2 separate regions of the Homo sapiens genome follow, and region 2 is linked to region 1. Evidence: read pairs that join two places in POLR2A ChIA-PET (ENCODE). Cell type or tissue: HepG2. All regions are shown on one strand.

What was found. Peaks named below come from ENCODE experiments on the same cell type or tissue, not always from the same donor. Only the 100,000 strongest peaks of a DNase experiment are listed, where the experiment ranks them.
Region 2: POLR2A ChIA-PET joins it to region 1 with 6 read pairs; 2 of 35 experiments call an interaction of 5 or more read pairs at or near these places.

Annotation. Positions count from the first base shown.
Region 1 is chr17:7,037,982-7,040,481 of GRCh38, forward strand. SLC16A13 (solute carrier family 16 member 13) reads left to right here. Exons shown (of 4, transcript NM_201566.3): 3 at 171-908; 4 at 1,782-2,136. The coding sequence ends at 1,981. Among named protein-coding and RNA genes, the nearest start is that of SLC16A13, 3.2 kb to the left of the region's middle. In HepG2, a CTCF peak has its summit at 378 (motif pointing left); a DNase peak (open chromatin) is centred at 1,291; H3K4me3 peaks cover 1,862 bases.
Region 2 is chr17:6,794,992-6,797,491 of GRCh38, forward strand. No RefSeq gene overlaps it. Among named protein-coding and RNA genes, the nearest start is that of FBXO39, 20 kb to the left of the region's middle. RefSeq lists an enhancer at 1,177-1,321 and a cis regulatory region at 1,240-1,257. In HepG2, no CTCF peak of the experiment used is centred here; DNase peaks (open chromatin) are centred at 1,150 and 1,620; H3K4me3 peaks cover 650 bases.

The DNA of each region.
Region 1 (2,500 bases):
TAAGTAAAACACACAAGGTTACACAGCTATGAAGTATCCAAGCCAAGATTGTATCCCAGGTCTGTGGGACTCCGAAGCAAGTGCTACATTCTGCTGCTGGGCAATGCGGGGATTACTGTGTGCCTTGAGCTCCCTAAGAGTTCTCAACACCACTTCTTCCTTTTTGACAGGCTCTGGCTGGGCTTTGACCTTCGCTCCGACCCTGGCCTGCCTGTCCTGTTATTTCTCTCGCCGACGATCCCTGGCCACCGGGCTGGCACTGACAGGCGTGGGCCTCTCCTCCTTCACATTTGCCCCCTTTTTCCAGTGGCTGCTCAGCCACTACGCCTGGAGGGGGTCCCTGCTGCTGGTGTCTGCCCTCTCCCTCCACCTAGTGGCCTGTGGTGCTCTCCTCCGCCCACCCTCCCTGGCTGAGGACCCTGCTGTGGGTGGTCCCAGGGCCCAACTCACCTCTCTCCTCCATCATGGCCCCTTCCTCCGTTACACTGTTGCCCTCACCCTGATCAACACTGGCTACTTCATTCCCTACCTCCACCTGGTGGCCCATCTCCAGGACCTGGATTGGGACCCACTACCTGCTGCCTTCCTACTCTCAGTTGTTGCTATTTCTGACCTCGTGGGGCGTGTGGTCTCCGGATGGCTGGGAGATGCAGTCCCAGGGCCTGTGACACGACTCCTGATGCTCTGGACCACCTTGACTGGGGTGTCACTAGCCCTGTTCCCTGTAGCTCAGGCTCCCACAGCCCTGGTGGCTCTGGCTGTGGCCTACGGCTTCACATCAGGGGCTCTGGCCCCACTGGCCTTCTCCGTGCTGCCTGAACTAATAGGGACTAGAAGGATTTACTGTGGCCTGGGACTGTTGCAGATGATAGAGAGCATCGGGGGGCTGCTGGGGCCTCCTCTCTCAGGTAAGTGGAATGGGGTTCCCAGGGGGTGAGGGCTGCCATGTTGCACAACTAGGGGAGGGTACTATTCTCATTACAGTGTATGTGAATATTGCCCTCTGGTGTAGTACAGTACACAGCCTGCGTGGCCAACCATAGCATCCCTGAAATGGGTCCATGGGGCAAAGAACTTGGGGCTGGGAAAGTCTGAGTGGAAAGACAAAAAGAAGCTAAGTGGAACCCTTGGCAGGGTGCCTACGGCTTGGGTTTGCAGAGGACCTGGCAGAACCTGGCCAGACACAGACGTAGCATTCCAGTGTGCACCCTTTCCTTTGGCCTACTGGGCCCCAAACCAGGTATCTGAGGCACCTGGTCAAAGTTCTGCTGGCTCAGGGTGCCAGAACTTTCAGACCTTTATCTCCTCTTACCCATTAACTGAAGCTTTAGAAAGGCCACAGTTGGTGGGCGCCTGTAGTCCCAGCTACTCAGGAGGCTGAGGCAGGAGAATGGCATGAACCCGGGAGGCGGAGCTTGCAGTGAGCTGAGATCGCGCCACTGCACTTCAGCCTGGGCGACAGAGCGAGACTCCGTCTCAAAAAAAAAAAAAAAAGAAAGGCCACAGTTGCCAGAAAGAAAGGCACAAGTATGCCTGACTCAATCTGGATCTCCAAATCCCTGCAGGCTGGTTTGGAGGTCCTTTCTGAAGGCGGGGAGGTGGTTGAAATTAACTTTTGAGGCCCTTTTGGGAAACCAGAGTTCTTAAGTTTATCCAACTATTCCATGGGAGTTCCAACTCCTCTGAGATGATAAGTCTTCCCTCCACCCAAAAATGTATCTGAGCCCTCAGCCCCAGCAAATAGATCACTCATGTGTATTCTTTTTCTCTCTTGGACCTAGGCTACCTCCGGGATGTGACAGGCAACTACACGGCTTCTTTTGTGGTGGCTGGGGCCTTCCTTCTTTCAGGGAGTGGCATTCTCCTCACCCTGCCCCACTTCTTCTGCTTCTCAACTACTACCTCCGGGCCCCAGGACCTTGTAACAGAAGCACTAGATACTAAAGTTCCCCTACCCAAGGAGGGGCTGGAAGAGGACTGAACTCCACAGAGTCAGGCCCAGAAAGCCAAAGCTTGACAGCTCCAGGTCTTCTCTTGCCACGTCTTGGTCTCCACAGAACCACAGTGCCTTAAGATTCTTGATCTGCCTCCCCCTAGAGCAGGCCTGGGGCTCCTGCAATGTGTGTGCCAACCCTTTGTATTTTGTTGAGGACTCTTATTTCTCCGTTACTCTCCTAACCTTTTCTTCTTTTTTCTTTTTCCCGAGACGGAGTCTTGCTCTGTTGCCCAGGCTGGAGTGCAGTGATGTGATCTCGGCTCACTGCAACCTCCGCTTCCCGGGTTCAAGCGATTCTCCTGCCTCAGCCTCCCAAGTAGCTGGGATTACAGGCGGGAGCCACCACACCCGGCTATTTTTTTTTTTTTTTTTTTGTATTTTTGGTAGAGACAGGGTTTCACCATGTTGGCCAGGATGGTCTCGAACTCCTGACCTTGTGATCCACCCCCCCCCCCCCTCGGCCTTCCAAAGTGCTGGGATTACAGGCGTGAGCCACCACACCCA
Region 2 (2,500 bases), 240 kb before region 1:
TTATACTTTCCTCATTTGTTTCAGTGGATTAAGGTACCTAATTGTTCCATAACACCCTACGGTTTCTAACTGGCTTTCATTTAACATTGACACCGTTAATGCCACCACGCAAGAATGAACTGTTTACTTGCCTGAGAAATTGCATGTGGGATTTAAAACTTTTTCTAAGATTCATTTTTTCAACTGATGATCTCTCAGGAGTATTTTCTGGTGGTGTTTGAGACAGTGACTGATGTTGGCATTTTCCCAGGGTGTGGAAGCCCCCAAGTTTAAAGCCCAGCTGACTCCGTGTGCCAGATCTTCACACAAGAAGGACCAGTGATATAAGGGGTTCTCCAATTATAAAATTAACAACTGGGAGGGATAAAAAAATCGCACCACTAACTTTGGAGAATTAGCTGAGAAAAATTTTACGTAGAGGAAAAAAGACTTGGAAAATTGTCTTCTGAATTAAACATATTAGTCTTCTTCAGGTAGCAGCAAATAGAACAATTGATTGTGACCGAGTGCCTTTCTTTCTTTCTTTCTTTCTTTTTTTTTTTTTTTTTTTTTTTTTTGAGATGGAGGTTTGCTCTTTGTTGCCCAGGCTGGAATGCAGTGGTATGATCTCAGCTCACTGAAACCTCTGCCTCCTGGGTTCAAGCGATTCTCCTGTCTCAGCCTCCCAAGTAGCTGGGATTACAGGCACCCACCACCACACCCGGATAATTTTTGTATTTTTTTTTTTAGTAGAGATGGTGTTTCACCATGTTGGCCAGGCTGGTCTCGAATTCCTGACCTTGGTGATCCACCCATCGTGGGCTCCCAAAGTGCTGGGATTACAGGCATGAGCCACCACACCAGGCCTCCAAGTACCTTTCTTATGGACCAAGTTCATTTCCAATATTTTAGCAGTGGCGTTAGGTAGACTGTATATGATGATTCTCCTAAATAAGGTTATTCTCTTTCTGTTAAATATGGTTTTCATTGATTTATGGATGTATCTGGAACTATTATTTTGGCAGGTTTTACAAGGCCTCAGAATCGGTTCGGATGCAGGAACTGTGTTTGACGTTTATGTCGAAGTTCTCATCAAAGCCTGGAAAATGTGGAGCCTCTTTTGCAAGAGTGGAGATTGTTGCCTTTAAGCCAGATCTTAAACACTGTTAGCTCATTGTGAAAAACACAAGTGCCAGTGATTAACAAAGAATGTTTACTTAATTTACTTCAGATCTGGTCTCAGTTAAAGGTTAGCTCATCCTTATCAGGTGGTCACAGAAACTAGATCCCAGTAGCAGAGTGACCTTTGGAAGCTAGAATTGTAGTCAATGGACTTAAAGTGAGATCGTGGGAGCCAGTTCTTCACTTAATTAAGCAGAGTTGAAAGACTTTCTTCTTTCCAGCTCCCTATTTTCCTTCCTTGGGCTATTTTCTGTAAGTCAGACTTGGTTTGCCTCAATACTACATATGCCCTGTAAAAATAAATTAACTACAAGAGACTGTTGACTGTATGGCCACCAGCCCTGCCCTGGTGTGTGTCCTTTGCAACACTAGTGTCTGAGGTGGAGCCCTCCATTCCTCGTGTTTTTCATCCACTCCCCCTTTCCTTCCTCTCCCCCGCCAGTAGAGGACTGTTTGCGCAAGAGACCAATGGATTAGCCAGCAGGTCTAAGCAGCTGCAAGGATAGGTCTCTCTTTTGCCCGGGGGAGAGAGATACCAGCTTGACTCGTGATCAGGTACTTTATTCCTTATGATAGGGAGCTCAGAATCCAGCATCAGTGTTCCTATTAATTTCTTGTTAGTTTTGTAGCTTTGGGTATCTGCACTTGTCAACAGTAGGCTGTAAGAATATTTATTGGAAACCACAAAAATCTCACTAGCCTCCTCTATCCCGGAGCCTGGGATGGCAAAGTGCTACACCAGAAAAGGGCTATGTGGATCACAAGGACAGTGTAGGCCTCATGACTCTGAGATAACAGAACAGAGGCACAGAGAGGCTAAGCAACTTACCCTAGGTCACACAGTAAGAGGAAGAGTGAGCCAGGATTTGAACCTTGGTGTGTCTGACATAAAGGCCAGCATCCCATCTATAAAATGGAGCTAGTAATCATACCAGCCTCTTCAGGTTTTTGTAAAGATTTGATGAGAAAATATACAAGAAGTCACTTTATGAACTGTGGATCACAGCCAAGTGTGACAGGTCATCACTATTGTTGCCCATCAGTCAATTATCTGGGATGGCCTGAGGTTGTGTCATACCTACATAAGCCACAGAAAAATTGACTCATGAAAGAATCAGGGCTGGGCATGAATGAATGAGAAACTACGTTTAAATGGAGCCCAGACTGAACGGGAACCAAATGTGGGTTCTAATGCCATTACTCATTACTGTTACCCAAATATGATCCTGCTCCCCTGGGAGGGTGGCTCTGACCTTGTCACTCCCAAGCCTGGCACCCCCAGAGCATGCTAGAGTGGTGGTGGAGGGCAAAGATGACAAGACATGGACTCTCTGGGTTA